Linked DNA regions of Homo sapiens: region 2 is linked to region 1. The links are chromatin loops, found by intact Hi-C in ENCODE. Cell type or tissue: HCT116. All regions are shown on one strand. Links, peaks and the distances in the headings refer to the core of each region. The heading gives the core; the rest is flanking DNA. Region 1 overlaps MRPS11 (mitochondrial ribosomal protein S11). Region 2 has its middle 64 kb from the start of ISG20.

What was found. Peaks named below come from ENCODE experiments on the same cell type or tissue, not always from the same donor. Only the 100,000 strongest peaks of a DNase experiment are listed, where the experiment ranks them.
Region 2: a loop joins it to region 1, with 14 times the contacts of the local background. A loop is called at or near these places in 5 of 110 quality-filtered maps.

What each region holds. Positions count from the first base shown.
Region 1 is chr15:88,468,739-88,485,105 of GRCh38, forward strand. MRPS11 (mitochondrial ribosomal protein S11) reads left to right here. Exons shown (of 6, transcript NM_022839.5): 3 at 3,889-3,987; 4 at 6,372-6,501; 5 at 8,251-8,316; 6 at 9,134-12,038. The coding sequence ends at 9,241. Among named protein-coding and RNA genes, the nearest start is that of MRPS11, 9.2 kb to the left of the region's middle. RefSeq lists an enhancer at 15,764-16,367. In HCT116, for the core only: a CTCF peak has its summit at 7,992 (motif pointing right); a DNase peak (open chromatin) is centred at 8,043.
Region 2 is chr15:88,694,484-88,710,850 of GRCh38, forward strand. No RefSeq gene overlaps it. Among named protein-coding and RNA genes, the nearest start is that of ISG20, 64 kb to the left of the region's middle. In HCT116, for the core only: a CTCF peak has its summit at 7,305 (motif pointing left); a DNase peak (open chromatin) is centred at 7,308; H3K27me3 peaks cover 537 bases.

The sequences.
Region 1 (16,367 bases), core at 6,524-9,023:
GTAGCTCATGCCTTTAATCCCAGCACTTTAGGCGGCCAAGGTGGGCGAATTACTTGAGGTCAGGAGATCGAGACCAGCCTGGCCAACATGGCGAAACCCCGTCTCCACTAAAAGCACAAAAACTAGCCAGGCGTGATGTCTGGCACCTGTAATCCCAGCCACTCAGGAGGCTGAAGTAGAAGAATCGCATGAACCCAGGGAGCGGAGGTTGCAGTGAGCCAAGATCACGCCACTGTACTCCAGCCTGGGTGACAGATTGAGACTCTGTCTCAAAGAAAAAAAAAAAAAAAAAGAATAAGTGTCTCATTCCTGAGGAAATCAGGCAAGACCATGGAGAAAAGAACATGGAGCTCAGAAGTGAATGGGAGTTCATCTGGACAAGTTGAAGTGGGTCATTGGAGACAAAGGTAACCATCTGTGTAAAGGCATGTGGTATGAAAAAACATGGTGTGTTCAGGTGTGTATGTGATGGCAGATGAGGCCAACAAGACAAGAAGGCATCAGAATGCCAGGGGTCTTGTCTGTCACACTGGAGCTTTTACGCTGTCCCCACTGAAGGCAGTGAGGAGCTGCTGAAAGCATCTAAACCAAGATTCTGTTGTAGTCATTTCTTCAACAATGCCAGGCACTGTTCAGAGTGTTGGGGATATATCCCTGACCAAACAGACAAAAAGCCCTGCCCTCATAGAACTTAAATTCCAGTGGGTAGAAGACAGTAAATAGAAAACAAGTAAAATGTAGGAGTATAACGGTTGGAAAGGGGAAGTGGGGGTCAAGCAGGCCTGCATAGCCACATTCTGTAGGACTTTGTAGGCCGTTGTGAGGACTTCAGCTTTTACTGTGAATGAAATGGGAGGCCAATGGAAATTGCTGAATAAAGGGTTGACATGATCTTGCTGACAAGATCTTGTAAGCTCTTTGGCTGCTGTGTTGATATTAAACCATTGGAGAGCAAGAATGGAAGCTGGGAAAAGTCCTCTAAGCAGTTAGAAGACTATTGAAATAATCCAGACAAGAAACAATGGTGGCTTGGACCATGGTTATTGCCATGGAGGTATTATGAATGGTCTGACATATTTTGAAGGTAGAACAAGCAGGATTTGTTAATATACAGTGTGAGAAAAAGGAGCGAAGGAAGACCCCAAATTTTGTTGGCCTAAACAACTGGAAAGACGGAGTTGTCATTGATTAAGATGGGGAAGACTGCAGGAGTTTGGATGGGAGTTGTTAAGGTTGAGATTCTTAATAAACATTCAAGTGGAGACACAATGTAGACCATTAGAAATGGAGCTCAAGGGCCGGGCGCGGTGGCTCACACCTGTAATCCCAGCACTTTGGGAGGCCGAGGCAGGCGGATCACCGGGTCAGGCATTTTAGACCAACCTGACCAACATGGTGAAACCCCGTCTCTACTAAAAATACAAAAATTAGCCAGGTGTGGTGGCGTGGGTCTATAATCCCAGCTACCCAGGACGCTGAGGCAGGAGAATCACTTGAACCCCGGAGACGGAGGTTGCAGTGAGCCAAGATCGTGCCACTGCAGTCCAGCCTGGACGAGACTCCATCTCAAAAAAACAAACAAGCAAAAAAAGAAATGGAGTTCAAGAGTCAGACTTCAGACTTTAGCTAGAGATATACAGTTGGGAGACATCATAGAGATGATATTTAAAACCATGAGATGACAAAATCATTAATACCATAAATGTAGATGAAGAGAAGAGGTCCAAGGACTGAACCCTGGGGCGCTTTCACATTTAGAGATTTGGGAGACTAGGAAGAACCATCAGAAGAGACAAGGAACTTCCAGAGAGGTAATAGGAAAACCAGGAGAGAACATTTGTTTTTTAATTTGGCTCAAGGTGGGGAGATCAGCTGTGTCAAATGCTGCTGATGTGATAGGTTGCTAGATCAATAACAGAATTGCCTATTATATTTAGTAATGTGGAGTTAGTTGGATTAAAGCATTTTTGGTGGAGTGGTAGAGGCTAATATCTGATTGAAATGGGTTCAAGGAGAATAGAAGCAGAGGATAGGAAGAAACAGCAAGTATAGTCAGTACCTTAAAGTTCCTTAAGAGGGCTCTGCTATAAGGGAATAGAGAAATGGACAATAGCTCCCAGGAGGTGGGTTCAAGAGGTTTTCGAGGGTTGTTCTGTTATTTTTTCAGTTTGGAACATAACAATATGTTTTGCCATTGGGAGCAGTGCAGTATAGAGGGGAAAAAACAAGTGATACTGGAGTGGGAACATTGCGGGAACAGTGTCCTTCAGGGGCTAATACACAAGTGGAGCACTGTAACAGGAGAGAGCGCAAAGGCTGTGGGCACAGATGTTCAGTAGTGGGAGCTGGGAGAAAGTCTGATTGCTTCTATTCCCCTGTGGAGGTCATCCGCTCAGCAATGAGGAAGCAGGGAGTTGGAGGTTAGAGGAGACAAAAGAAGCTATAAAAGAGTCATCTAGGAGAATGGAAGGATAATTGAACAGGGTATGTGCTGTATGATTGCGAGGCAGTTCTAATCACTTCTAAGGTCAAACCCACAGGAAAGAATATAGTTGTAAACTTTGAATACCAATGTGTTTTTGATTTGCCTTTTAAAATACCTCTAGAAAAGCAGGTAGGGCTGGGGCGAGAGTAGTCCTTAGATTATAATATAATTTCTAAAATGGAGTCTATTGTATTTCAAGTGGCTGTGGTGGGTACAAACATGAATCTGATATATGTGTGTAGGCCTAGAGGAACAGCAAGTTTATTTCCAGCTCCATTGCTGAAGGATGATTGTGTGTGTTCAAATTTTAAAAAGCACAGCTTGGTGAGCAAAGCTCTAGACTGAGACAGATCTACTAGGTCCAAGGCTTGGCTTCTCTTGCTAACCCTATTTCCCTATTGGTACCTAATTTTCACCATCTGAAAATAAAAATCCTTATTTTCCTTAAGGATTTCTTAAGGCATTCTTAATTGTATTAATAAGTTAACTTATTAGAGATGATAAGTTAGATGATAACTTAGCTAGAAATAGCCAGAAGACAGCTTGGACTAAGACAGTGGAAGATCTTGAACGCAACACAATGTGTTCACATCTGATTCTATTGGGACATTTGCAACATTGATTTCCATACCCCATCCAGAAGTCCAGGGTGAAGCTTAAACATCTGTATGCTTCACAGCTGACTGATGTTCAGCCTGCATTGAAAACCACTGGTCTAGGGTAGAGGTTGGCAAACTATGGTCGACTGGGCAAATCTGGCCAATTGCCTGTTTTTGTAAGTAAAGTTTTATTGGAACACAGCCTATTAATTTACTGTTGTCTGTACCTGTTGTTGGGATATAGTGGAAGAGTTTAGTAATTGGGACAGAGACCTGTTGGCCCGCAAAGCCCAGTATATTTACTATCTGGCCCTTTACAGAAAAAGTTTGCTGTCCTTTATTCTAGGGGATTCTGGGTTTTTTTTAATGGTAATGATATGAGTATTATTTTTGTCTCATTTTTTGCAATGTAGAGTCCAGATATTGTCTATGGTTGATGAAATAAGAAACAGAGGTTTGACTGTATTTTTTAAATTGTGGGAAGAGGAACCTACAAAGGATCTGAAAATAATGAACACGGGTATACCTGCAGGGACAAGGAAGATGGGGAGTATGCATGAAAATCCCTTCTCATAGCGGAAAGTCCCCAGATGTGTCTGAAGTCAGCAAGTCAAGAAACAGCATCATAAGCACAGCAGTCACACATGCGGTGGTGGCACCAGAAGGACTGAAAAGGAATGGTGGGGGCAGCCACTTAAGAAGCAGCAGGGGGCACAGAGCTGTTATTTTTTAACCATGTGTTGTATTTCTTTGATTTTTAAAAAGTCGAGACAATTTTAAATAAAATCTTTCTTCTAATTGCAGCATTTACCCTCCCATTCCAGGAGAGGAGAGCTCTCTGAGGTGGGCAGGAAAGAAATTTGAGGAGATCCCAATTGCACACATTAAAGCATCCCACAACAAGTAAGTGGGAAGGGAAACACTGGGCAGGTCTAGCGTGAGATTCTTTCCACTTCACAGGGAAAGTCAGGCTTGGCCCTGAATACCCCGGGGTAGAAGTGAGGGTGCTAAGTGCTGCATGATGGCGCTAATGTAGGGCACCGTCTTCCTCCTCACTTGAGGAACCACCTGCCATCTTACACAAGTTTCATAAAAATGTGAAATAGGGTGGGCATATCCTAGTTATAAGAATTCTTTGCTTTCCTTGAGAATAGTGTTTCCTGGTTTTGCTCAAGAGTTGGAAGGAGTGTATGAGGGGCATATGGTCCCACCATGAAGGTGTTTATTAAGTGTTGCTGGTAGGGAATGGATGATATATAAATTAAAAGATATGATTCAAGATATTAATATGATTTATTAATACACTAACCAGAATCTAGACCTCTAAATAGATATTGTCCCTTTAAAGTACTCACCACTCTGGGCCACTGTGCACTGGCCTCCACCTTGTAGAGCTAAATGTGGATGGTGAGTTTAAAGTGACAAGACTAGTGTTCTTGTGTGGCTTACAGACGGGGACAGTGCCAAGGGAATTCCCAAACATATGCTGCCAACAGAAGCATTGCTGGTATTAGTGACAACTTTACAGGTTGGCCCCCACTTGGAAATGAGATCAGTATTTGGTCACAGCCAACCCACCCAGCAATTTAGAGACCAGCACAAGAGACTACAGTCATGGGCTAAAGTGTGTGGCACAGATGAAATGCTATAGGATTCATTTCAGCATTTGTCAGATAAATGTAAAGTGACAGCAATTGGATTTCTTTTTCTTCCCCTCAGACTAATAAGGACATAGGCTAACTGCATTTAAGTGTCTATGGTCTACTCTATACAGCACTGTTTAGGCTGTCACAGAGACAAGCAATTACGCATCTATTCAATATGGAAAACCCTAGAAGCTCTGGTAGGGGGAATGTCAGAGCCATAGCCAGGATAACAAGTGGATGGCCCAAGCCCGGGGCTGACTCCAGCAGGCCTCCCCTTCAGTCACTTCTCCTGCCTCCTTCTGTGAGCTCTCAGAGCTCTCCAGACCAGAAATAGGATGATGATGACTAAAGGGGAAATCAAAGCATATCTGAGGATTTCTTAAGGCATTCTTAATTGTATTAATAAGTAACTTATTAGAGATGATTAAGAAAAAGTTGTGGGTGGATGCAGTGGCTCACACCTATAATCCCAGCACTTTGGGAGGATCACTTGAGGCCAGGAATTTAAGACCAGCCTGGGCAACATAGTGAGACCCAGTCTCTAAAGAAATACAAAAATTAGCCAGGCGTGGTGGCATGCACCTGTAGTCCCAGCTACTTGGGAGGCTGAGGTGGGAGGATGGCTTGAGCCCAGGAGTTGGAGGCTGCAGTGAGCTATGATTGTGCCACTGCACTTCCAGCCTGGGCAACAGAGTGAGACCCTGTCTCACAAAAAAATAAAAAAGAAAAAAAGAGAAAAGTTTTACTTGTTTAAAATAATTTTTGATCATGGAATATAGTGTCATAAGCATCAAAAGTATCCAATATGAGGCCGGGCGAGGTGGCTCATGCCTGTAATCCCAACACTTTGGGAGGCCAAGGCGGGCAGATCACCTGAGGTCGGGAGTTCAAGACCGGCCTGCCCAACATGGAGAAACCCCGTCTTTACTAAAAATACAAAATTAGCCAGGCATGGTGGTGCACGCCTGTAATCCCAGCTACTCTGAAGGCTGAGGCAGAAGAATCACTTGAACCCGGGAGGCGGAGGTTACTGTGAGCCAAGATCGTGCCATTGCACTCCAGCCTGGGCAACAAGAGCAAAACTCCATCTCAAAAAAAAAAAAGTAGCCAATATGGTAATATTGCTAATATTTTTTTAAGAGTCCTTCTTTTAGAGCTATGTACTGAAATATTTACAGACAAAATGATAGGTCTGGGATTTGCTTCAAAATAATCCATTGGTGAGGGGAGTGGGGTGGGAACAAGGTTTATAGATGAAACTGAATTGGATATGAGTTGATAATTGTTGAAGCTGGTTGATGAGTCCATCAGATTTCTTATGTTATTCTCTTCACTTTTGTGTATATTTAAAACTTTCCCCAATACAGTCATTTTCTGGGTGATACTTAACTAACTACTCTCAGATTATGGAGCGCTCTTTAAATTATGTGACTTACCAGTTTTCAGTCAGGTTTAGGGGAGAATTCTGACCTTTCCTGATACTTCCTGTAGGAGTTCAAAACATGTTCATCTGAGAAGCTCAAAGTAGAAGCAACTGAATTCCTTTTTCTTTCTCACCCAGGCTTCTAGGGGCATAGATTAGCTCTCTCTTATTTCCCTGAAGAAGAGTTGTATCCTATGTGCTTCTTCTACTTTTCTCAGCACACAGATCCAGGTAGTCTCTGCTAGTAATGAGCCCCTTGCCTTTGCTTCCTGTGGCACAGAGGGATTTCGGAATGCCAAGAAGGGCACAGGCATCGCAGCACAGACAGCAGGCATAGCCGCAGCGGCGGTAAGTGTGTGTTCCTTCTGCTTCCTTCTAGTGTGTGTTTGCTTTCTGCATGGCTCATCACTGAGTGGAGAATCCTCATTATACTACCCATTCAGAAGCAAGGGTTTGTCATGGCAGCTTTGATGCCCTGATTGGAGCATTGGTTTGAAAAGGTTTAGTGAAAGGCTCCTCTTTTTTCTTTCTCTCAGCTTCATTAGAGGTGAAGCCCTTGTTGGTTCATTCTAGGATGTAAGAGCCAAGATACCAAAGGCTTGAGAACCAAAGACCCCTCAATTTAAAAACCGTTAGCCAGGTCTGGTGGCACCTGCCTGTAGTTCCAGCTACTTGGGAGGCTGAGGCTGGATGGCTTGAGCCCAAGAGTTTGAGGCTGCAGTGAACTATGATCTCACCACTGCACTAAAGCCTGGGCAACAGAGAGAGACCCTGTCTCCAAAATAAATTAAAAATAGGCCAGGCGCGATGGCTCACAGTTGTAATCCCAGCACTTTGGGAGGCCAAGGCAGGCGTAAGAGATCGAGACCATCCTGGCCAACATGGTGAAACCCCATCTCTACTAAAAATAGAAAAATTAGCTGGGCGTGGTGGTGCGCGCCTGTAGTCCCAGGTACTCGGGAGGCTGAGGCAGGAGAATCACTTGAACCCAGGAGGTGGAGGTTGCAGTGACTCGAGATCACACCACTGCACTCCAGCCTGGTGACAGAGCGAGACTCCATCTCAAGAAAAAAAATAAAAATAAAGACCAGTGGTTTGGGGTTGGGAGAGATATGATAGTCTATTTGGAGAGGACATAGTATCGTGGGGACTCATGCAATAGCAATACCAGTTCCAGTGTGAACTGTCGTAGACCTTTTTTAGAAGCAAATTGGCAAGGTGCTGCTATTGGTATAGTTATTGAGCATCTACATGTGCCAGACACTTTACATTCATTATCTTGAATCTTCAGAGACCCTCAGTATTATCCACATTTTCATAAGCCAATTGAGATTCAGAGTGTGTGACTTGCCCAGAGCCATGCACCGATTCAGTTCACTGATCGGAACCCAGATTGGTCTGGGACCAAAGCCTGCACAATTTCTACTATAGTACAGGCCTTACAAATGTTCAGACTCTGCCAAACCAGATGTATTTCCTGAAGGAAAACCTTGACCTTCAAACAAGGGAAGGCACCCCAAAATATTGATTGCATGTACTATCATCAGAAATCAAAATGCTGTAAATGCCCAACCATGGACAGATCATATACTATGAAAAGAAGTATGTCACTGTTCACAGTGGCTTCTGCATGGTGAGTCATGAATGATTTCTGTATATTTTCCCATTTTTATAATGAACTGCCTTTATTATCAAGAAAGTAAATTTTAACTCTAACTGCTTAGAGATTTTAAATGATAATACTTTTAAAGTGGGTATTTAGGTTCAGCCTTGAAGCCTAGGGTGGCGCCTCATGGTCTGAAATTCTGCATTTGCCCCCCTGAGAAAAACCTGAGCAATATTTAGAAATTTCCATTAGGTGGCGGTGCTGTCCTAGGCTAAACAGATCACAGTCACGTGAATTCTGCAACCTGCCAAATTCTGTGGTCTCTGCTGGCGCCTGTCCTCCACTATAGCCATCTGCCCTTTGCCTCCCTGTTTACTTCTCTGGATGCCCTTTCCCTGAGCTCACACACCCCTTGCTCTAGGAGGCAGTAGCAAGAGATTTGGATGCAGTAGTTCTCTCTCCGGGGCACTAACCACTCTGCTTCTCTCCAGAGAGCTAAACAAAAGGGCGTGATCCACATCCGAGTTGTGGTGAAAGGCCTGGGGCCAGGACGCTTGGTAAGTTACAGTGATTTCCATAGTGTACTTGCCTCCTAGTAAGTGTGAGAATTTGGGGCTTGAGAGCAGAGTACAGGGAGAGTAGAAAACACCTTTTAGTGGATTTCCATGTTTGCTTGAAGTTCCCGTCTGTTGTTTCTATAATTGACCAAGCCCCTCAGAGCAAGCCTAGATCACTTAGTATAATTCATCAGACACTGAGTGCCTGCTGCGTGCCACGCACTGGGAATGGGAAGGTGGTTCCTGGGGGAACTGTCACAAACAAATCCCTTAGGACAGACTGGTGAGCGCTGTGGTAAAGCATGTGCCCAGATCGCTGGGAGCCCATCAGGGGATCCCGAACCTAGCAGGGATAATCTTTCCTGATGATCATTAGCACAGATAATCTTTAGCTTCTTCAAAGAGGTGACATCTCTCTGACTTTGCAGGAATAATGAGGTATCAGGGAGGTGGAGGCACAGCAGGTACGGGGGGACATTGCAGGCAGAGAAAACTGCCTGAGTAAGCTACAGAAGTATGATACCCAAGGTGTGCCAAGGTCTACAAGAAGTCTTTGTTCGCAGATCGTAAAGTGCAAAGTGGAAAGTGGTGGGTACAGTTTGAGAGGGGAACAGTGTGAAAACCTGGTTAAAGGGTTTGGGTGGAGACCTTTGTGAGAGTAGAATAGGATTGGGATTATAGGTATCAAAGCCAGTGAGCATCTCACCCCTCCGTTCCCTTCTCTACGCCACCCTGTCCCTCTCCGAACCCTGCCTGGAGACACTGGATCATCATTTCTGGGACCATGTCATTCTACTTTTCCTTCTGTTCCTTCCAGTCTGCCATGCACGGACTGATCATGGGCGGCCTGGAAGTGATCTCAATCACAGACAACACCCCAATCCCACACAACGGCTGCCGCCCCAGGAAGGCTCGGAAGCTGTGATGGGAAGGAGGCCTGCACTTGGACCTGACCTCAAGCCTCAGCTCCAGTGGGACCTTGTAAAATGCTCCCTGTCAGAGCTCTCCAGAATATGCTTGTTGGAGATCCTTCAGGCAGTAAGGGAGAGTTTTGCCTCCTTACACAGTGGCCTTTGCTTGCACCTCCAGCTGGAGATGGGTGTGCCCCAGAAGTAAGCTTTGCATCTCTTACAAGAGGGGAGCTACAGGGGCAGCCGTGGCCTAGGCCCAAACTCTGCTCTGAGAAAATAAATATCTGTACCACCTGTCATAATTTTGAGATTTTTTGCTTTCAGAGTTACGTAATTCCTAATTCCTCTTGAAAAAGAGAGTGTGAAATGAGGTGAGGCCTCAGATGAAAGTAAAATATAAATGTGAGTTGCTATTTACCAGACACTTCTGGTTTCAGATATTTCTTTTCTAGCCCCTTACCCAAGATTTCTAGAGCTAATCCTAGTAACTTTTCTTATTAATGACTTATAATTTGGCCCCAAATTGGAGCTTTTTGCCACCTACCTCTGGATTCTGATGGATTTCGCCATTATGGGCATGTTTAAAGTTAGCCCTAAACACAGGATTTTCTACAAGTGGACAGTCAAACTCCCCACACTAAAGTGGCAGTCATCGTTTACACTCCATGGGCTTCAGCAGTCCCAGCACTAACGAGAGAGTGCCCTAAAAGCGGGGAGGGTAGAGTTGTACAAAACATGATTCTTGGCCAGGCACGGTGGCTCACACCTGTAACCCTGGCACTTTGGGAGGCCAAGGCGGGTGGATCACTTGAGTCCAGTTAGAGACCAGCCTGGGCAACATGGTGAAACCCCCTCTCTACTAAAAATACAAAAATTAACCAGGCATGGTGGTGTGCGCCTGTAATCCCAGCTACTCTGGAGGCTGAGGCATGAAAATCGCTTGAACCCAGGAGGTGGAGGCTGCAGTGAGCTGAGATCATCCTACTGCACTCCAGCCCAGGTGACAGCGAGACTGTCTCAAAAAAATAAATAAATATAAATAAAAATTTAAAAAAATTAAAAAAAAAAACCTGATGATTCTCTAGAAAATAGGGTGGATGGCAGGATGGGCTTGAGTAGAGTCCAAATCTAGAAGTGCAGAAAGCAAGTTGATAAGGAACCTGGGTAGTGCTGGCAGTGGGGCACAACTCAGGACCCCCAGGCAGGACTGACTGCTCCTCTGTTGGGGCTCTAGGGTTCCTGGATACGGCACAGAGGCCAAAGGTGGGGGCTCTAGAGACACGACCAGAGAGTCCCCTCTTCCACAGGCAAAGACTAAGGGTGAGAGTATCACCAGAAGCTGAGAAGGAGTGGTCAAGTACACAAAAGCACTGTTCCTCCCAGATGAGTGCAGGAAGGGCTGCTGACCAGAAGGGGAAGGCACTGTGGAGTTTTACTTCTGTGTCCAGCCAGCTAAGTACTGTGATCTGCCTGAACTCAGTATAGGAAAAGACACAGATGCCCCCTTAAATAGGCAAGAGGCTGTGTTAGGACAAAGAAAGGAGGAAGATCACGAACCAAGACATGAATTTAGAGGAAAAATGCCTCCCTACTGCCTTCTCTTTAGTCCTTAGCAGGTCCTATGAAGGCCATCTTGTGACAGTGACCAAAGAAGCCCAACCGGAGGCTTCTTGGATCAAAGCCACTGTCGGAAGGAATTAGACTGTTTCACCGCAAAACTACATATAAACACAATGCATTAAAACATGGTGCACTTGAAAATTGCACTTCGCGATTTGATATGGTTTGGTGGACAGAGGGCCCGTAGCCATCAGACAGTTCAATCAGGGTCTGAGCAGGAAACAGCTCACAAGGTTTAAGAGAAAAGCTCAATGAAAGCTCTTTGCAGAGGCATGGGTAAGATTAAGGAAATAAAGAAGGTGGACTACAAAGCAGCTGCCACCCTAGGCTAGAAGAGGCAGGGAAGAACAGTTCCTAGAACCTGGCAGGAGCTGCCACAGCAGCAGAGTGCACCTCTGCCAAAACCATGGCCTGAGGGAGAGGGAAGAAATGCCTGGCTGTTCCCGGCCTGTAGTCCCTTGCTGGGGTCCCCCTTGGCTGATCCCAAAAGGAAGCAAAAAGGAAGGGAACTCAGTGTTGTGGTACTTGGAGGCTCAGCCTCCCAGGCTGCAGAGTGGATCTGGAGGGGCACGTAGAGGATAGTAAACACAGGAGGCTTCTGTGGCTTCTGTAAGTCCTCCATACACCATAGGTTTTTATTTTGGTTTTGGTTTTTGAGTCTCGTTGTCACCCAGGCTGGATTGCAGTGGTACGACCATGGTTCACTGCAGCCTCAAACTCCTGGGCTCAAGTGATCCTCCAGCTTCAGCCTCCTGTGAGCATCTGGGACTACAGGCGCATGCCACCACACATGGATAATTTTTGTATTTTTTGTATTGAGACCAGGTCTTGAACTCCTGGTCTCAAGCAGTCCCCCCACCTCGGCCTCCCAAAGTGCTGGGATAACAGGCGTGAGCCACTGCGCCTGATCCACACACCATAGTTTTTAAAATGTTATTTTACTCACAAGAGGGCTTTGGAAAGGAAGATCCTGCCCAGCAGAGCCTACATGCGCAGACAGGACAGAGGACCCTTAAGGATCAATGGTCTTGTTGCCGGAAATGGATGTCTGGCGCAACCCCCGGAGCTAGTTTTGGGGAGGCCGCCTTGTTGACTGTGCACTGGAAAATGCACATTGCTTTATCGTGAGCTCTCGGTGCACAGTGTGGTTTCCAGGCTCTGAGTGGCCAATAAAGCTGGTGCTGTCTTAAACTGTACTGTCTCTTAATCATTTGTCTTGGCCTCTCAGAGACTGACCTTCCCACCCCCATGAGAGACCAAGGTACCTTCACTGAAGGCTGACCAATCTAGGCGGTGATTATTTACCTAAAATGCTGGACTGCCCTGTCCCTGCTGCCACAGCCCATCTCAAACAGCAGGTCTCTCCTTCCTGAGAAAACAGGTGGAATGTGTGCTTGCACTTCCCACAGGCGGAAAGATGCAAGCCCAGCATGTGGGTCCCAAGTATTTGCACAAGCAGGGTGTTGGCATCAGCTTGTGTGACACACTTTGTTGTCTTCTGGCAGCAGAGCCTCAGATTATTTCTACGGATGCATCTGCAGCTTTGCTTCTAAGGCTGGCTGCACAGGACTGGCTACATAAGGAAAGCCTGTCCTCCTACACTAGCAAAAAAACAGATGCAATTTCTTTCCTTTCAGCATAGACGCGACGTTTTCACATCTTTCTGCCAAGGCTATCACCTGACACCGAGATGTACGGTCACTGCCAAAATAAGCCTGTTTACCACTAGAGTCCCTGAATGCTAGCAGAATTTCACGGGCACCTTGGGAGAAAGCATTTACCAACTCTATTTGCCTGTAACCAGGCTCTGACATGTCTCTTTAAAAAAAAAAAAAATGCATATATACCTTCCTGCTGGACTTTATTCTTTTTCTCTACTCATTTTTCTCCTATTCTGGAAAGACACATTGCTTTTGAAACCTGGGTACTATCAGCCTAAGGTGATGAAGCTGTCACTTGCCAAAGCAGAAATTATCCATTCACCAAATTAAGCCAACATGGGCTAGTCCACAAACATGGAGGCCAGGCACTGGGGGAACAGGGCTGGAGCTGTCCCTACTCTGGAGTTCACGCTCTGAGGAGGCAGGACAGGTATGTGGCTGAGTTAGAATGGAATTCCATAAAAGAGGCACAAGTGATATTGGCGTTGGAGTGAAAGACCCGTCCCCTCAGCTTCAGGGCCGGAAGGGAAGTCTTTGTGGAGGAGAAGGCATGCAAGAGGAACCATGGGTGAATGAGCATCCTCAGGAGCTCAAAACAGCATGCAAGGCTGAGGGGTGAGAGGTCATCAGGTTCCTGGTTCCCACTGAGTTGACATGGTGGGTCACACGGTTCGGACTGGATAGGGAGACTGGATGGAGAGAATAGCTTACCAGAGGATTCAAGAGAAAGGAAGGGGTCATAAAACTTGCAATCAGGCCAGGTGCAGTGGCTCACACCTGTAATCCCAACACTTTGGGAGGCCGAGGCAGGCGGATCACCTGAGGTCAGGAGTTCGAGACCAGCCTGACCAACATGGAGAAACCCCGTCTCTACTAAAAATACAAAAAATTAGCCCATCGTGGTTGGCGCATGCCTGTAATCCCAGCTACTTGGGAGGCTGAGGCAGGAGAATCGCTTGAACCCAGGAGGTGGAGGTTGCGGTAAGCCGAGATCACGCCATTGTACTCCAGCCTGGGCAACAAGAGTGAAACTCCTTCTCAAAAAAAAAAACAACAAAAACAAAAACAAAAAAAAACTTGCAGTCACACCAAGGTTAAAGAGCAGTCTCCACAAATGGGATGGACAAAAGGAGGTGGGTGTGTAGACAGCTGCAGTCAACAGGAACTTCAGAGTTAGAGATTCAAGAGAGAGCTCATTCACAGGAGAGGAAGTGAGGCACATGGGTGTCTAAAATACAGTCGAAATACAAGTCACTGAGGTTTAAGTCAAGTAATTATGTGGACAAAGAAACTTACCTTGATGCTGAAGCCTGGAAGTAGATGTCAGGGAAAAGGATAGAGAAGTCTATGAGGTTCAAAGTCCCTAAACAAAGTGGAGTGGCCCATAGTGTAGGAAGCAGACCAAGAATTCAGGAAGGCAGAAGTAATAGATCGTATGCACTTCAAAAGAGAACGGCTGTCAAGTAGGGGTGGTGGAACAATATCCCTGGAAGGGCTGAGGAGAGGGGAGCATGCTGACGCCTATCCCTGTCCACTGGGTGGGAGGTGGGGGTGGCGTGCACAGTGCTGGGGAAATGATGGTGATGAGGCTGTCTCTCCTCAGTAGACTGAAGGTGTAGGGACCGTGGTGGGAAGGCAGCGGCTGTGGACGCAGATGCCCAGAGCATGGAGAATCAGAAGAGCCTCTGGGGGCCTGGAGGTGTGGGGCCAGAGCCCCTCAGGAGCCAGGAACTGGATTGGAATCTATATCTAATACCCAACATCTACTCTGCTTCCACCCTGACTTTATAACAGAAGAATTTCAAAAGCTCAAAAGCTGTGAAATGATGTTTAATCTTACTAGTAATCAAGGACATAGAAGCTAAATGCCTAAGCATCATTCCCCAAATGTAGAGATGCCAATCAACGCCATAGTGGGATGAGACAGACCAGGAAAACTACAGAGTAGGGAAAAGAAGATGGCCAAGATTGTAAATGCAAGGAAGAGAGACTGTGAAGGAGGTGGGACAGAGGGCTTAGTCGGAGTGCAGGTTGCTGTCCAGAAGTCTGATAGGAACTCTACAAGATGAGGTGCCCCTTAGGTTTAGCCATGTGGAGGTCATGATTCACCAAAGGGAGAGAGGGTCAGAGACAGTGGGAGGTGAAGAAATAGAGGTTGGGCCAAGAGTGCTGAGTTTTCTAGTAAAGTCTGTCTCGTGGTGATGGAGAATAAATGGGATCAGCAGTTTCCCCTGCACCATGATGGACCAAGAGTCGGGGTGTGCAGAGGAGACGAGAAGAGGCTTAGAGCTGTGGAGAAGCAGACCTCAGCCAGGTGGCTGTCTCCCCTCTGAGGGAGATAGCGGTGTGGGACCCCAGGGACAGGCATGCCCATTGTAAATTGGGAACAGCAGTGTCTGATGTGAGCAACGTGGGCACCAACAATGGAAACAAAATGTCCTTGGAATCAGTACACACAGGGAATGTTTCGTGTTCTTTCCGACATTCTACACCGATTGTTCTGAAACAAAAAGTGTGTGCTCTCTCTCAGCTCTTACTGGGGGAAGGTAAATACCTAGAGCCTCTTCAGAGGGAAATTTGGCAATATCTGTCAACACAAGATGCAAAGACCTGTGGCTTCATAATTCCCTTCTAGGAATGTATCACATAGAGACAGCATCGCTGTCCACTAGAACTCCTTGCACAACAGAAATGCCCTATATCTTCCCTGCCAGAATGGAAGCCACTAGCCCCACATGGCTCTTAAAATGTGACTAGGAACTGCGTTTTAAATTCTATTTAATATGAATTAATTAACTTTGAAATAGCCACAGGTGACCAGCGAGTGTGGGACCACAAAGCTATAGATATTCTTTCCCATGTGTACCAAGTATGCAAAGATATTTTTGAAGGTACTGTAAAAGATTGGAACCTAAATGTCCATCAATAGGGGGCTAGTTAAATTACAATACAGTACATCCAGATAATGGAATGTTGGCCCTGAAACACACCAAGATGCTTTGCTAAGTGAAAAATAAACGAGTGGGGGCAGAACGTTGTGCACAGTGTAGTTGCTAATTTTTGTAGAAAAGGAGAAAAGGTGTGTACATACATGTTTGTGTATGCATTCAGTATCTGGAAAGACATATCCCAAACTGGCAGTGTGCTCAGCTCCAGGGAGGGAAACTGGGTGACAGAGTAGCAGGTGGAAAGCAGACTCAACTCTTTACCTTCTTCACCTTTAGAAGTAGGTGCTATATTGATGTTACTTATTCATATTAATTAATGAACCAATTAAAATAAAAATAAAGAACTTTTTAAAAAAATGTATAGATGCTGCAGTCAGGCATTACATAAATCATCTGCTGAAATGTGCACATAACATTTTTTTAGTATATATTTGGACACACACGGACCCTGTAACACTCCCCATCTCCACTGTTGGTCCAGTATTTGGGGGAAGACATCTGATTTGGCTCTGAAATTTGTTCTCGTAATTAATCTGGCTTCTCTCTGCTGCCCACCCAGGTTCAAATAAAACTATGCACATGCTCCCAAATTAGCATAACAAGTCTTGCCAGAAAAGTCAGCCTCGGTGTCATTATTGCTTGGCTGGGAGGAGGAGGCAGAGAGAGCAGGGCGATCTGTTTCCATAGTGCCCTGCGGCAGCTTAACCGCCTAGGATTTGCGTAATCCCCTTGAACTAAAAAGAAATGTCAACTGAGGGGCAGCATGGTGTCACAGGGGGCCCTGGCTGGGAGGACACCTGTTGTCTAGACCCAGCTTGAGCCCAGACTCAGCATGCAGGCTGTCAGGCCACACTCCCTCCCCAACACAAGACTTCAGTTTCTCAGGACCATGAGGGGGTTGAGTGGGACGC
Region 2 (16,367 bases), core at 6,216-8,715, 230 kb after region 1:
AAGAAGGAGAGGGGGTCAATATAGTCTGTGTTTCTCAAAATGGTGGCACCAGGGTGGATGTTACGGGCAGTGGATGAGCTATCTATTGCAGTGTAACAAATTACTCTAAAACTCAATGGCGGGATTAGGTGACTTGCTCAAGAGCATACAGCCAAGCAAAGCCCGGACCAGAACCTGACCCCCAGAACTCAGCCAACTTCTCCTCCTACTTTCGCACCTCTGACAACTCTGGAAAAGATCTTTCCCTCTGCTAGGGTAGGGAAGAGGTGCCTGAGCAAATCACAGTTGACAGTGTACAGTCAAGATACAATGGGCAGAATAAATACGCAGGGATCCTGTAAGCAACCAGCATCCAGCTCAGCCCTGGGAAATTTAATGCAAGGTGAGAGTGCCCCCAAATAATGACCTGTGTAGCCTCTTTATATGCACTGAGATCTGATGGGGTAATAAGATAGGTCAGGCATTTGTACGGCAGAGAATCCACGCCTCAGAGGACACCCCATGGAAAGCCTCTATATCTCTGTAAGTCCATGAGCATGCACCTTGACAGTGAAATGCCATCTTCACCACCTTGCCTTATGGCCCAATGTTTTGTTCCTTTGCCTCACTGTAGAGTGTCCCCAGAATATGGTGCACCCTGGGGTATCCCTTGCAGACATGACAGAGCCAGCCTGGCCTCCAGGACAAAGTGTGGTATAAAGGGTTCATGCCAGAGCTATTACTCAAACAAACCGCCAATCTGAGGGCCGGAATAGCAGCAATTATTTAAGTATTCTTGGAAACCCTGAAATTTTCTTTCTCTTACTTAGGTCTGTACTAACTTTTTCCTCTGGGCTCCAGAACAGACTTGCAATTGTCAGCACAACTTCCCTCATTCCCCACCCCCGCCCTTCCTCTAACACCATGCGCGCGCACGCACAAACACACACACACACACACACACACGGAAAAGAAACCTGTGTGGGTAAGGGCTTCTATGGGTTTATAGAGAGCCCAGGATCCCAGGGAATTTGAGCCCTTCCTCTTGACACTTATTCCGTGTGGTAGGTTCCAGTTTCCCTACAAGATGCAGCCGGTGGTGGAGCCAGTGTTGTTGGAGTTGGGGATGTGGCTGGAGAAGAGATTCCTCTTCAAAGGGCTCAAGCCCCTGGAAAAGTGGCCCCCCAAATTCTGCTAGACATAGTTCTTTGCCCACATTGGATCCGGAGAGCATCCTTGGACTCCAGGGCCAGTAGGCGGTGCCCTTGTGTCTGTCACCCAACGTGGTGGAGACACGCTCCTATGTCTACCTGAGCCCCAACACCAAGGTGCCTCTTTGGAGTAGCCCCTGATGGCTGTGGCTGCCACCTAGAACCAGCGACTCCAGAAGAAGCCGCCCCATTTCTCCCTCCAACATCTGCCTAAGCAAGAGAGGGCTCTGCTGGTGACTGTCATCATGTCCCACGGCTTTTACCTGGGGTCTCCAGTGACATCACTCCCCACCCCCACCGCCCCTGGCTCACCCGCTTTCCAGTAATCATGCCCAGAGCACCCGTGCTAATTCAAACAAGACGTGGACTTTCATGTTAAAGCAGCCTTCAGCTGAGAGGCGACGCCTGCTTCTGGAAAATGTTAACGCTTTCCTGTTGGACGCCAAGCCCGCTTGGAACTGAGCTTCAAACGAAACCTCATCTGTAAAATGAGGGGGTTGGACGATCCCAGAGAGCCATTCTGGCTCTGACGGTTTATGCCACTGTGAAAAGAAAACCCGATGGAGCCCCGTGTGTGGGAGTCGAGGGCTACTTCTGGTTGGCAATGGTGTGGTCACAAATAAAGTGGTTGTGAATCAGTTTTTATTTTAAGCCTTGCAGCTGATAGATTAATTTCTATTTTATGGGCCATACTTTCTGCATAATTCCAAGAAAATCACTGCATCAGAGGCTCCACTGACATCACCAACCACCAGATAGGAGGCCCCAGCCATGCAACCCTCAGGCCCAGTCGCTATGGGAAGACTTGGCTCCAGGTATACGGGAGGTTCTTATGCTGGGGGCCCCTGGTTGCTGTGGAGATGATGTTTCTCCCTCTCCATCCACCTTCAGGAGGTGTGAGCTTCAGAGGGTTTCCCACCTACCCTGCCCCCAGATTTAAATTTAATGGGTCCAGTCATGGGTGAGGCAAATCCATCATCCCTGAAGAGATCTTAGAGGCAGACAAAGCTCTATTTTCTGGACAGCCAGGCAAACGGAATCTTGAGGGTTTGATTTTTACGGCCGTATAATTTTTGCTTGGAGGCTTGTTTGTTTGTTTGTTTCTTATGGAATTTCTCCATTTGGGGACAGTCTTCCTGAGACCTCCTAAGCTCTTTATTTGGAAAAAAAGAATTAAAAATATATTTTTTGTTAAACACGTAGAGGAGAGAGGCTTATAGTCATTTCAATTGGGAGGCCAAAACCACTGAATAGAGGAATGTGTTTAGAGGAGACCAGCCAGGAATTAGATGAACCACAGTGAAGACCAGCAGACGATTTCTAAATTGACAAAGCAAGGAGCTCTCTCTTTGTACTAACGGGCTCAATTATTTAGAGTTCTGGAGGCTCCACATTGCAAGAGCTCTGAAAATTCACCTAGACCAACTACCCATTTGATGAGATCTCCTTTCCTTCAGTCCTGGCAATGCTCATGCATTCTCTCCTTCAATTCTATGTTGTTATAACTCAGTTGAAAAAAATCTTCTTAAGTTCTTAGACTGAGCTGAAATTGGCCTCTCTGTAACTTATATCTGCCACTGGCAGGTCTGTTCTCAGGAGGCCCACGTAGGGAAAAAGCCAAACCCTAGTCCAGGTTAGCTTGGACACACCTTTTGTTACAACCCTTCAAGTCTTTGCAGGCAGCTATCATGTGTCTCTCTCTTCTGGCGAATTCCCTCGGTTCTTTTCCCATTCATCGCCTGTGACATTTCCAGACCCTTCACCATCCTGGCCACTTGCCTCTGGGCATGTTCCAAATTGTCAGCTTCTCTCTTACACTGTGGCAGGGGCCCAGACATGATGCTTCCGAGTGCTGTGTTGATGGCCTCATGGACGTAAGGACACGCCCAAGCCCAAAGCTGCAAAGCCACATTCAGATGTCACACCAGAAACTGGCTATGGGAGTACATCCTGCCCCGTTGTGTAGGATAATCTTCAAACAGCTGGCAAACACTGTAGAGCGTGTTGTCTACCATGAGACCCACATGCCATAGATCCTTAAATGTGTCAGGTTATAATTGGAAATGATTTCTTTTTCATTCAACAAATACTTAGTATTAATCTTCTAAGATCCTCTCACCGATCATAAAGGAAAGGCCGTGGAGATGTGACAATGGCTCAGAAGGATATTACATTGAATGATCTACAAAAGCCTGATTGGCCCAGGTGTGCAGGTTCTAAGCAACTTTGGAAGAACTCTGCTTAGATCAAAACAGCATAGCCACAGATGATTTGAGGTGTGAGGAAATGTATGGAAGCTTGACTTCATATCCCTTGGTTTACAGATAGGCAACTGAACTCCAGAACCTGTCATTCATCCACTTAGCCATTCATCTGTCCATCCTTTCAGCAAATGTATTTATTGAGCAGCTACTATGTATAAGATAATGTTGAGTTAGGGAGAGTGCAATGGAAACAGCAGTACAAGATAAGGAGTGATAAGTAACTCACTAATGTTGGATAAAGAGCTCTGGTTGAGTGATCTGGCTGGTTAGCACCAGAGCAAGAACCAGAAACTAGATCTTCTAACATATAGCACAGAATTCTTTCTTACTATCACTAGCAAGTGATACATGATGCATGATAGAGCCCGTGCTCTATTTCCAGGGACCCTGTCCTGAGACAATCCTATTTAGACATTTCAGGCTATATGACTGTAAGTGGCAAATGTGATGGCTGGATACAATCAGTGTTTCACCCGTGCAAAGCAAGATGCCTCAACAATCTAGAGGGAACATAGACAATCCTTCCTTAGTCCCTTCAATCATGACTTCCCCTTGTCAACAGTTTACCAAAATTCTCTCCTGGGATTCACCAGACAGCAAGTCCAGTTTGTTTTTTTCCATTTTCCTTCCCTTTGAGCGCCACAAGAGTTGAGGGTAATGCCCTTCTCCACGGGTTCTCCGGAGGCTTCATGCTTCCCTTTCCACTGCCCTCATGTCCCTTATCAGCTCCTAAACCGTGAACACCCTCAAGGATCTACCTGCCTTCATTCCCCTTCTTTTGCTTTAATATCTCTCCTTTGAGGACTGACACATTCGTAGAACCTTCACTATCATCTCTATGTATTGAAATTTCCAAATCTATATGCACATCTAGACAAGGGTCCCTCTCCCAATCTCTAGCTGCAAGCCAGATGTTTCCCCAGCTTTCCTTCCCTGGCTTCAAACTCAACAGGTCTCAAACCAAGTCATCGTTGCCTGATCTCCACTCCCCTCCATCTCCTTCCCCAACCCGCAACTGGCAGCTATCCCTTTCAGGCTCGTTCTCTTAGTTCATCAGGCTCAAAACACGGACATAAAGCTTAGTTTCTCTCTCTTGTTTATATAAGTTATTCATCTAGAAAAAGTCACTAGGGATTCTTCCCTCAGATCAGTTTAATTTTATCCCTCCATCCATCCTTCCATCCTTTCCAGAACACTCCACTTTACTCTGGGATGAGTAGGTCACGTTCCAGGGAAGCCAGAGCCCTGTTCTCAAGCCCAGAACAAGATCTTATCTCAGCTAAGCTTGCTGGCACAGGCAGCTGTGCCCAGCCTGGGTGTTCCAGGCCTCTCACAGACCACCCCCAACCCCTTGCCCACCCTTCTTTCACCGGTGAGTACAAGACCATCACCAACAGCAAGTGCTGGGCCATGCTGGCACACAAAGAGCTCTCCCCTTGCTGGGGAGCAGACGGCACTCTTTCTCCTCCGGATGGGTCCTCTCTCTCCTGTGACACATTGAGCCATAAGCTGAAATCAGATCCAGTTTTACAATGGACAGCTGGGAGCTCAGCGCTCTCCAGAGCTCAGCACCCTCCAGCCCCTGCCCATGCAGTCCATTCCCAACCCCTTCCTCTGTAGCCTCACCTCCCCACCCTCTACCTCTACCCCAAATGTCGGCACCAAGACCTCCTCTACGGTTCTTTTCAAAGAGGGGAAGGGATGAGGGGGCTATAGATCAGCCCAACATCGTTCACCTCCCCAGGAGGATGGATGCAAATGCCCAGGAGAAAACTCTTTTTAGACAGCATGGGGGCACATGGAGCGACCAGCATCCCAGCATAATCAGGTGCCTGTGTTAGGTTTGTCAGTCTGAACCCAGTTATATGAATATCTGCATCCAGGTTCCTGGATTTTCCAGAAAGTCTGAACTGAGAAGACCCTCAAAAACCAACCAATGCAATCCACCATTGTGCAGATGGGAGAGCCAAGGTTCAGTGATTTCTCAAGGTGACTCAGGGAGACAGACGCAGAGCTGAACTAGAAGGCAGAGGGCCAGCCAAGGGCTGGGATAGCTGCAGTGAGCTCACTCCCACTGAGATCAAGACCCCATGGCAGCCAGGGTTTCTGGGGCTTCCCAGCACCTCCAAATTGGGGTCAGAGAAGCTCTGCTCTGGAGGTGAGGAAGGAAGGGCTGAGGGAGTATGGAAAATCCAGTGAGAGGCAGCCCATGCTTGGCCCTGGGGGCCTGACACACAGGAGAGGCAAGGAATAGCCCAGCAAGAACTTGAAATTCATGTTCCCTACCAGGGACCTGATCATCTGGGAAGCCAGCCAATTTTGAGGAAGGACCCCTTCCAGGCCTCTCTGCTGACTCCAGGGATGCCTGGCCAGGATGTAGCCCTCCCCTGCCCATGGCTACCAGGGACACAGCCCCCCTGTCTGCTTGCCTACACCTCTTGGGCCCAGACATGCTCAGGATGCAGGCATCCTTTGCCAAGGGCCCTTGGAGGTCCAGAAAATCCCAGAGCACTGACAAATAAAGAAAAGTCAAAACAGGGTTACAAAAATCAGGGTGCCTTTAAAATATTTCCCATGAAATATTTTAATACTCTGCACACACACAAATGCACACGCTCATACTCACTCACACAAAACCTAAGGAAACATAACTGTGTTATTCACAAAATAATCATAGGGATTGTATAAATATTAATTCAGAGGTCCCGTAGGCGATGTGGCCTAGCAATGAACATGAATTTAAAGTTGTCTGATGAAGGTTTCCTTCAGCCGGTCTCCGTGGCTGGATGTGAAACCTCCCTCAGAGGTAACATCACGGTTTAAATGTGAGGCCCTTTGAGAATGAGAGGCTGGGACAAAGTGGCTCTCTTGTGTCCCATGCCCACCCCCTTGGCTGGTTCCTCTCTTGAGTGTGCAGCCTGAGGGATCCTACTTGAAGGTGAGCAGGGACCCTCAGAGAATAGGTCTCAAACAGCTGTCCCTGCGCCCCCCACCCCAAGAGGTATAGGCAAGTATAGGTATAGTCCCCCACACACAGCCCCAGGCCCTGTGCCTCAGGGAGATGGGGGGAGCCAGGCTCCTCTAAGGGATGGTACAGGAGCCTAGGGCTGCCTGTGGGCCTCCAGGCCAGTGCTGAATGGGGCCTTTTTATATCATACCACCTGGGAGGGGATGTAATCCCTCCCCAGCCACATGGAGCCCACTGAATCCAGGCGGCACCACACACTGTTCACACAGCTCAGGAAACAAAATAAATATATTCTCCCTCAAAGACCCTACAATGTGGCTTTTTCATGGGCGGGCATCAGGAACAACCCCCTCCCTCCACCTGGCCCAGGGGTGCCTGTCCCTGGCTGGCTCCTTCCTGGGACTCAGGGTCCACTTGACCCAGTCCAGCCCTCCCTGCCCACTTTCTGGTCATGGCTCGGTATGGACAGTGGCCCTGTGGGTGGGTATTGGGCAGAGCCTGTAAGTGTCCTGGGAAAGGTGGAGGCAAGAGATAAATCTAATATCAGCCTCCTACTATGTGTCAGGCAAGCCAAGAGACCACTGAGGACAAACCTTAATGGATTAAAGCCATCTGCAGATTAGATTTGGCAAGGCTAAGACTTTAGGTCAACTGCATAGTTGGGGGAGCTTCTCAGTGCTCTCTGACTCCTCTATCACCCCTGTCCTAAAATGTCCTATGCCCATGTGTCATCTAGGAAGTTTCAGGAGAATGTCAACCATCCCTGACAGGACTCACCCTGTACTTTGCCCCACTCCCATCACAGCCAAGCCAAAGCATCTGTGGCTCTCCACCATGCCCCCTTGCCTTTGATGGTACAGCTCCCTCTGGCGGGAACACCTGGTTCCTTTCCACTCTTCTCTCTCTAATATTGTGGGCGCACAGTTATAATAAACAGATAAAATTTAGGGAGGGCTTGCTCTGGGCCAAACACATGTGTGAAGTTGTGCATCCCTTCTTACAGGAAGCCTTCCCTGATTTCACCCAGCCTTGTGACTATCTGTCCAGGTGTCTCTCTTCAAGACTGAATGCAGAGGGCCTAGAGAGATATTGCCTCCTCCCCACCAATCTCTGAGTCCCTGGTGCATTTTCCAGAGACAGCCCCTAAGGAGTAGGTGAATGTGGCCATCTCTGCCCCCACTAAGTACAGGTCATTTCTCTCATGTTGTTGCCTGTAATGCACCTTAAACTAATGCAAGCCCTGAGTCTTGCAGAGGCTCCTAGAGCCACACTCTAGAAGCCAGTATCTCAGCTGTGAAGCCTGGGCAAGTCACTTTACCATCTAAGCCTTGTTTTTTGCTTTATTTGCTTGGGCTTTTTTTTGTTTTTGGTTAGTTATTAATTTTCAGGTACAGAAAGTTAATTATATCCTTTTGATAGAATTATATGCTATCCTTAGAAAGGGTTCATTATACCCTTCAATTCAGGTATGTTATAATCATTAGTTAATGCAAAGCCCTCCTCTTATTTTCTTTTTTTATGGCTTTACCTAACATAAAATAAATAAACTGCACATATTTAAAGTCTGCAGTTTGATGAGTTTTACACTTGAGAAATCATCACCATAATCAAGATAATGAAGGTGTCATTCATATAAAGGTTTCCTCCTGCTCCTTGATAATTCCTCCCTTCTGCCCCTCCCTACTCCAGAGGTAACTACTCATCTGCTTTCTGTCATTACAGATTAGTTTGCATTTCCTACAGGTTTCTATAAATGAAATCATACAGTCTAGATTCTTCATTCAACAGTAATTACTTGGAAAGTTATCTATATCGTTGCATGTATCGGTAGTTTTTCCTTTTCATTACTGAGTGGCACTCTGTGGTATGGTTTTACTATACTTCGTTCATCCATTTATCTGTTGAGGGACATTTGAGTTGTTTCCAGTTTTTAGCCATTAAAAATGAAACTGCTTTGAACATCCAAATACAAATCTAGGTATAGACATATATTTTCATTTCTCTCTTGAAGTAGAATGATGGGATCATATTTTGTTTTACTTTGTTTTTCTCCTTCATCTCCTATCTCCCTCTCTTAAGCACACACTCAGACATTTAATGTATGCCTTTGCATATACACATATCTTTAAAAAATGTACAGAGCTGGTGTGTGTATGTGATGGGCGTAACTTACATACATGGTACTAGGCTGTCAATTTAGTTCTGTTACTTACTTGTTCCACGTTTCTACGTTGGTGCTGGTGGTGGTGGTGTGTGTGTGTGTGTGTGTGTAACAGCGTCTCGTGCTGTCATGCAGGCTGTAGTGCAGTGATGCAATCACAGCTCACTGCAGCCTTGACCTCCCAGGTTCAAGTGATTCTCTTGCTTCAGCCTTCTGAGTAGCTGGGACTACAGGCACATCACCATGCTCACCTAATTTTAAAAAACATTTTTTCTTTTTGTAGAGATGGGGGTCTCACCATATTTCCTAGGCTGGTCACCAATTCCTGGGCTCAAGCAATCCTCCCGCCTTGGCCTCCTAGAGTGCTGGGATTATAGGCATGAGCCACTAAGTCCAGCCATGTCTCTATGTTTTAGAGATCCATCTATGCACATATGTCATTAGAAATTTGTTGCTTCTGACTGCTGCACAGTATCCCATAGTGTGACCCTACCACATTTTACTGAATCCTCCCCGGATTAACATCAAGGTTGTCTTCAACTCAGCACTCCCATAAATAATACCACATGAACATGTCCTTGTACCGGTCCCCTTGCTCGCCAGTACAAACACGGAGAGTTGGAACTGAGTCCCAAGGTGTGCGCTCACTTTATCACCAAGGGCAGCTAGCCCAACTGCTTCCAGCACCCATCTGTGCTCCAGTCCCCATCTCCCACATCCCCTGGCCAACACATGGTACCATCTGCTTTACTAATCTGATGGATGTCAAGTAGTATCTTGTTCAATATATATTTGCCTAGTTACTAATGAGATTGGGGATCTTTTCAAATACCTGCTACCTATTAGGACTTTTCTTTCTATAAATTGCCAACGGGTGTCCTTTGCCCATTACACATTTGTATTTCCTATCATTTCCTTGTTGATTGGAAGAAGCTCTTGGTTTTGCTTTGTTTGAGTTAAGGTATAGTCTACACATGTTGCACAAGATATTAACTGTGGAGCTTGATTTATTTTTACACATGGACACACCTGTGTAATCTCCACCCAGGTTAAGATTTAGAGCTTTTCAGCCCCTCAAAGGCTCTTGTGTCCCCTCCATTTACCTTTCAAGGCAACTACTACTTTGACCTCTACACCTTAGATTGGTTTCGCTTTCAAAAACCTGTATATAAACAGAATCATGCAGTAAGTTCTCTTTCATATCTGGCATCTTTCAGATTTATCTAGGTGGTTGTGTGCTAGGTCATTCTTTTCCACTGCTGTGTAATATTCCATTGTATGCCTATGCGGAATTTATTTACCCTTTTTCTTGTTGATGGACATTTGGGTTGTTTCCAGTTTGGCGTTATTATGAATAAAGTTTCTATGAACATGTTTGAACGTGTCTTTTGGTGGCTATAAGCACTCAATTCTGTTGGTAGTGGAATTGGTTCATCACGGGAATTTTGAATGTTTGGCTTTAATCTCCACTACTGAACGTTTTTCTAAAGTGGCTGTACCAATTTACACTCCTACCAGCAGCGTATGAAAATTCCAGTTGCTCCTCATCCTCATTAATATTTCATACTTTCAGTCTTTTAAATTGTAGCCATTTGGTGGGTTTATAGGAATCCTTGTGTATTTTAAGATAGTCACCTCTTGTGGGTTTTACATATTGTGAATATAAATTTCATCCATCTATTATCTTAGTCCATGGCGAATAGTCTTTGTCTCCTCACCTGTAAAATGGAGATACTACTACTTGAGGCTTTAGCATAAGGATTATAGATAATGTGTTTCAAAGATCTGGCAAACAGTGGGTGCTTATTTCATGCCCCTATATATGTATCTCCACCACTAGACTGGGTGCTCTTCCAGGACAGGAACAGGGTCCGAACTGGTGTCGTCCCCAGGGCCCACCCCGTATAGGGCCAGCGAGGAGCAGTTTTTCAATAAAGTTTGTTGATTAAATAACGAAACCTCTCGGAGGCCCTCGCTGGTCTGCCATTTCAGGGAGGTCAGCATGGATTGAGGGTCGGTGGGAGTGAAGAGGGAAAAAGCATTTTCCCTGCAGGGGGCCAACAGGTGTCCAGTGGGTGTGGGGAGCCCCCTCCACCGGGCGTCGGGGCCCTGGACCCCACAGCAGGGGCGGGGAGGCTGACGGGGGCGCAGCTTTTCCTCCTGAGTGTTCGCTGCCCGGGCTGGCGGCGCGGAGCCGGCCCGCCGCCGTCTGCCCCTCTGCCCGGCCCTTTTTTCCAGCAGTTCTGCCAAGAGGAGCGGGGTGCGGGGCAGGAGATGAGGAAGGAGGAGGAGAAGAAAAGGGAGAGGAGAGGAGGAGACGCAAAGGGAAGGGAGGGGTGGGAAGGGAAGAGGAGGCAAAGGGTGGGGAGAGGAGGGGAGGGGAGGAGAGGAGAGGGGAGGGGAGGGACTGGATCGGGCGCCAATCCCGCCCGCCGCGCGCCGCCCGGGCTCCCTCGGGCTCTCATTTACCCCGGCCGCTGGCAGCGGGACCCAGGCGCCTTGCCGCCTCGCTGCGGCCGCTTGGTCCCCACGCCGCCCCCTCCGCAGGCGACGAGGCCTGCAGACCGGACTGGGCAGCCACTCGGGCGCCCGCGGCGGTGGGCATCATCATGCTTCCCGGGCAAACAGCACTTCCAGCCAGAGGGTTCGCGGGGCCTGCACTGAACTCTCTCGACTCTCACTGTGGGAGCTTAGTCCAAGCCTTCCTTTTACCCACTAGAGCCTGAGAACCTGAGACAGGGAGCGATTGAGCCTAGGGCCCGTGGTGAATTAGTAACAGAGTCAGCAGTAGACACTAACCCCAAATACCCGTCCTCCGTTGCCTGTGTCCAATACATAGGTACTTCACTCAGTTTACACCTCCAAGGTCCCTCTTGGCCCCGAAGGATCCTCTCCCTGCCCTGCGTCGAAGATCGCATCCTATGTGTATGCCCTGGAGGCCTGCAGTAGCTCCCAAGGGTCTCCTGCCTCCCTTCTTGTCCCCCTAACATCCCATTCTCCATCCAGCAGCCACAGTGATGGTTTAGAATACGAATCTGCTCACCACCCTGCCCCGATGGCGTGGTAAGCAGATCTGTAAGCAGATTTGAAAGCCTTGTTGGTGTTCAGCACACTGGGAATATAGACTAGAGCCATCCCCAAAGCACAAGCACCGCAGGACCTAGCCTCTGCTTCACTCGCTCCACGCATTGAGCATCTTTTCCCCCAACCTGCCGAATTCACCCAACCCAGGGACTTCACACTTACCATTCCCTCTTCCTCAAATACTCTTTTCCCAGGTTTTTTTTGTTTTTGTTTTTGTTTTTTAACCAGGGGTTCCATGGGTTGAGCTGGGTTTCAAGATAATGATTTTCCTGTGTAACCCCATGTATATTAATTTAATGCAATTACAAACATCCTTCTGGGAAGGGATGCATAGGCTTCACCAGACTGCCCTAGCACCCCAGGCCCAGAAGAGTTTAGGAACTCCTAGACTTTGCACAGCTGGCTCCTTCTTGTCGTTCAGGTCGGAGCTGAATGTTGCCTCCTCAGGGAGGCCGTTTCTGGCTATGTTAGCTGCAGCTGTCCCTGCCTCATCCGGTCGTACCTACACATGGGTCTCAGAGTGCAGTTACTTGAACCAGCAGCATCTGCATCTCCTGGGGATTTAGTAGAAATTCAGATTCTTAGGCCCCAGGCCAGGCTTACCAAGTCAGAAACTATGGGGGTGGAGCCCTTTTATTTATTTATTTACTTACTTACTTATATTTATTTATTTTTTAGATGGAGTTTTGCTCTTGTCACCCAGGCTGTAGTGCAGTGGTGTGATCTCGGCTCATTGCAACCTCCGCCTCTCGGGTTCAAACCATTCTCCTGCCTCAGCCTCCTGAGTAGCTGGGATTACAGGCATGCGCCACCATGCCCAGCTAATTTTGTATTTTTAGTACAGACAGGGTTTCACCATGTTGGCCAGGCCGGTCTCAAACTCCTGATCTCAGATGATCTGCCCGCCTCAGCCTCCCAAAGTGCTAGGATTACAGGTGTGAGCCACTGCACCCAGCCTATTTTTATTTTTTAATTTAAAAAAATGTCAATAGCATTTGGGGTCCATGTGGTTTTTGTTACATGGATGGACTTCTTAGTGGTGAAGTCTGAGATTTTAGTGCACCCCTCACCCAAATAGTATACGTTGTACCCAATATGTAGTTTTTTAAAAAATTATTTTGTACAACACACCCAAAATGGACAGTATATAGTTTTTTAATCCCACGTCCCCTACCACGCTCCCTCTTCTGAATCTCTAAAGTCCATTATACCATTCTGTATGCCTTTGCATACCCATAGCTCCGTTCCCACCTGTGAGAACACATGGTGTTCAGTTTTCCGTTCCTGAATTACCTCACTTAGAATAATGGCCTCCAGTTCCATCCGAGTTGCTGCAAAAGACACTATTTCATTCCTTTTTGTGGCTGAATAGTATTCCATAGTGTATATGTGTATACCCACTTATTGGTTGATGGGCACTTAGGTTGGTTCCATATATTTGCAATTGCGAATTGTGCTGCAATAAACATATGTGTGCAGGTGTCTTTTTGATATAATGACTTCTTTTCCTTTGGGTAGGTACCCAGTGGTGGGATTGCTGGATCAAATGGTAGGTCCACTTTTATTTCTTTAAGAATCCTCCATACTATTTTTCAAAGGTTTTGTACTGATTTAATTCGCACCTGCAGTGTATAGATGTTCCCTTTTCAGCACATCCATGCCAATATCTATTGTTTTCTGACTTTTTAATATTGACCATTCTGGCTGGGATAAGACGATATCTCATTGTGGTTTTAATTTGCATTTCCCTGATGATTCATGATGTTGAGCATTTTTTCATGTTAGTTGGCCATTTTAAAAGCCATCCGGGTGATTCTGATGTTGGATTCTCAAGACGGAAAACTTCTGGCCCAGCATATTATCCCTGAGCTGTCAAGTTATCACCACCCAGCCTAGAAAATTTGATCCCCAAAGGTCCCCAAAGGACAACTGGGGCAAAGGTGGAAGGAGAGCTGGCTGAGTAATGAGGTGGCCTGCATGAGACATAAGTCCACAGAGGGCCAGGCTCTCCATGGACAGGGGCACAGCTTGACTGCAGGCAGGGTAGGGCTTGAGGCTTGGAGCACCACGCATTCTGTCCCTTGCTGGTTGACCTGGATCAGCATCGAGCTGGGGGGGAGATGGTCCACATTCTTGCCTTTCACATGTGGCAGGAGAGGAGTCTGCATTCCCCTGGGCACTTCTACCTCTGCCCTGGTCTGAACATTAACCAATGTCCCTGAGGTTTCATTTGGAATCAGCCACAGTCACTCCCGACTCATACCAGCCTGGTCCTCTGGCCTCTGCCCCTTTGCCCACAGGAAGTTCCAGGGCAATCCCAGGACCCTCCCATCCTGAGCTGTTTCCTGTGCTTTCTCCAGGAGAGCCAGATGTTTCTGCAATCTGAGTCTGAGCCCGTTCTTCACACTGGAGAGCTGGCTTCTTGTCACCAGTCCCAGGGAGCCACCTAATGCTGCCTGCAGACCAGAAAGTGCAGCCGGCAGCCTCTGATTTTGGGGGAGTTATGAATGGGAAACCAAAGCCCTGTTTCTGTTGTCCACTGTTCTCTGGGCTTTGTGCGATTCTCAGGCCCCTGGGGGAAAGCCAGATACTTAATTGACTTCCTCAATCTGATGATAGAGTATTGGGTATCAATAGACCGCAGGCAAGCTATTTTCATCCATGATTTCAGACGGGAGCCGAAGCCCTGGCTGCCACCACGTTCCTGCCACGCCGCCTCAGGGGATGAGCTCACCCCTGTCTGCTAGCACAGCAGCATTTGCTGCAGCCAGGCAGTCTGACTGAAGACCTCCCGGGCAAAGTTCTAGGAAGTGGAGATGTATGCAGTAACAGCATTGTGCCTGAACCAGAGCCTCCCAGTTACTAGACTGGAGTCAGGAGACCTGGGCACTCTCTTAGCTTAGCCTCTTCCTTGCTGAGGAACCCTGGGCAACTGACTTGAACAAGCTATGCCTTAGTTTCCTTGCCTGCCAAGAGGAGGTTGAAATAGACAATGATGTTGGCACTAGAATTCTACAATAAGGCCCAAGTGCTTTTCTCACCCCATCTTATTTTAGAGCCCCGAGCCTCACTAACTTTGTGTGCTGTTCTCAAGGTAAGAATCACCAGCTCGATAACACTTAAGGTCCCTGGGTTTGGTTCCGGTTTCCCCACTTTGCTTGCTCTTCATGACCTTGGCTGACTGATCTTAGCACAGGATTCAACAGATCATCTCTAAAGTGCTTAAGGCACCTCCCAGAGATATGCCTATACTCTGGGTCCAGAGTGAGTGAGCGTCAGTTGAGGAGCATCAGATGTCGTGGAAACTTCTTGTCCTCATGGCCCCCTGCTGGACCACTGCCCTAGACCTTAGCACTCAGCACTCTCCTGTTTAATCTACAGGCTGCGCTCCCATTCTAGTCCGTGAGTTCAAGGGCATGGAAGGGATCCCACCACTTCCGTGTCTACAGGACCTAGTGGGTGCTCAATGAATATTCATGGAACAAATGAGTATATAAGTGAATGAATGGACAGGTGGATGAATGGGTGGGCGGATGAATGAAAGAAAGAGGGAAACCCAGATGCTTGTTTGATACCCTGTGTGTATGTGTGTGCCATTGCTGGGCTGGGGAGAGGACAGGATTAGTCAGTCACAGCCAGCTAGGAGGGGTCCTGATGGCTCTGCCCGGAAACCTTTCCCCTCAGCCATGGTCTGCAGCCTCAACAACAAGGAGAAGCTCTCCTCCAACCATAGAATCATGGAATGTTGGCTCCAAGTGAAAACCACAGGTCACTTAATCCTCACCCATCCAATGGGGAAGCGAAGGCCCAGACAGGTTCCGTTTCTGCCTCACTACTGAGCTCATCATGGAAACTGTTGTTTTTCCATGAATAAAGGACCCAGGGGTGGGGGGGAAGGGGCACAGGGAGAAGCAGGTATTAACTAGATGAAGGTTAAACACAGCGAAAGCCAGTGCCTTGCCAGGGGCCTGACCAGCTTAGAGCAAGGGGCTTGTACAGTAAAGGGGGCTTGTGAGCTCCAGGGTGTCAGCTCGCCTGGGCTGGGCCATCAGGCATTATGTAACCAAGCAGAGGCTCCAAGAAACACCTAAGCTGGCCTGGTGTTCATCCCAGAAAGTGGTTTTCTGCTATTTCCTATAGAGGGAGGTTTTGCTGAGCACAGGGTTTTTAGCATTTTCCGTCGTTTGCTATTAAGAAAAGCAGGAGACAGAATATAAAATCCTTCCCTGAGATTGCCAGAATCTTCGAGTTTTGGAGAAGAAAGAGCTTAAGCTTGGTCCCGTGGGTCCCTAGAGGCCTGGGGCTTCTGAGGCAACAGGAGCTGGTCCCACGTTGAAATCTTTTCCTAAATCAGGCAGCTCCCCTAGGGCCAGGCATGGAAGGGGGTGCTGAGACCTTGGAACGTGGCTGCCACATCAGCCCGAGCCAATGCCGCTCCAGCAGGAAAATGGTGAGAGAACCAGGAGACCAGCACAGAAACATTAAGAGCCCTGGAGGACACAGCTCTATTTAGGTGCTCTAAATTGGCTTGGGGAGGAGGGCAGGGTTGGAAAAAGACCCCACTAAAATTTTACTTCCACCAAAAAGATTCAAAATTAACATTCTCATCTCTGTCTTTTTTTTAAAGACAGGGTCTCACTATGTTCTCACTATGTTTCTTAGGCTGGTTTCAAACTCCTGGGCTCAAGCAATCCTCCCAG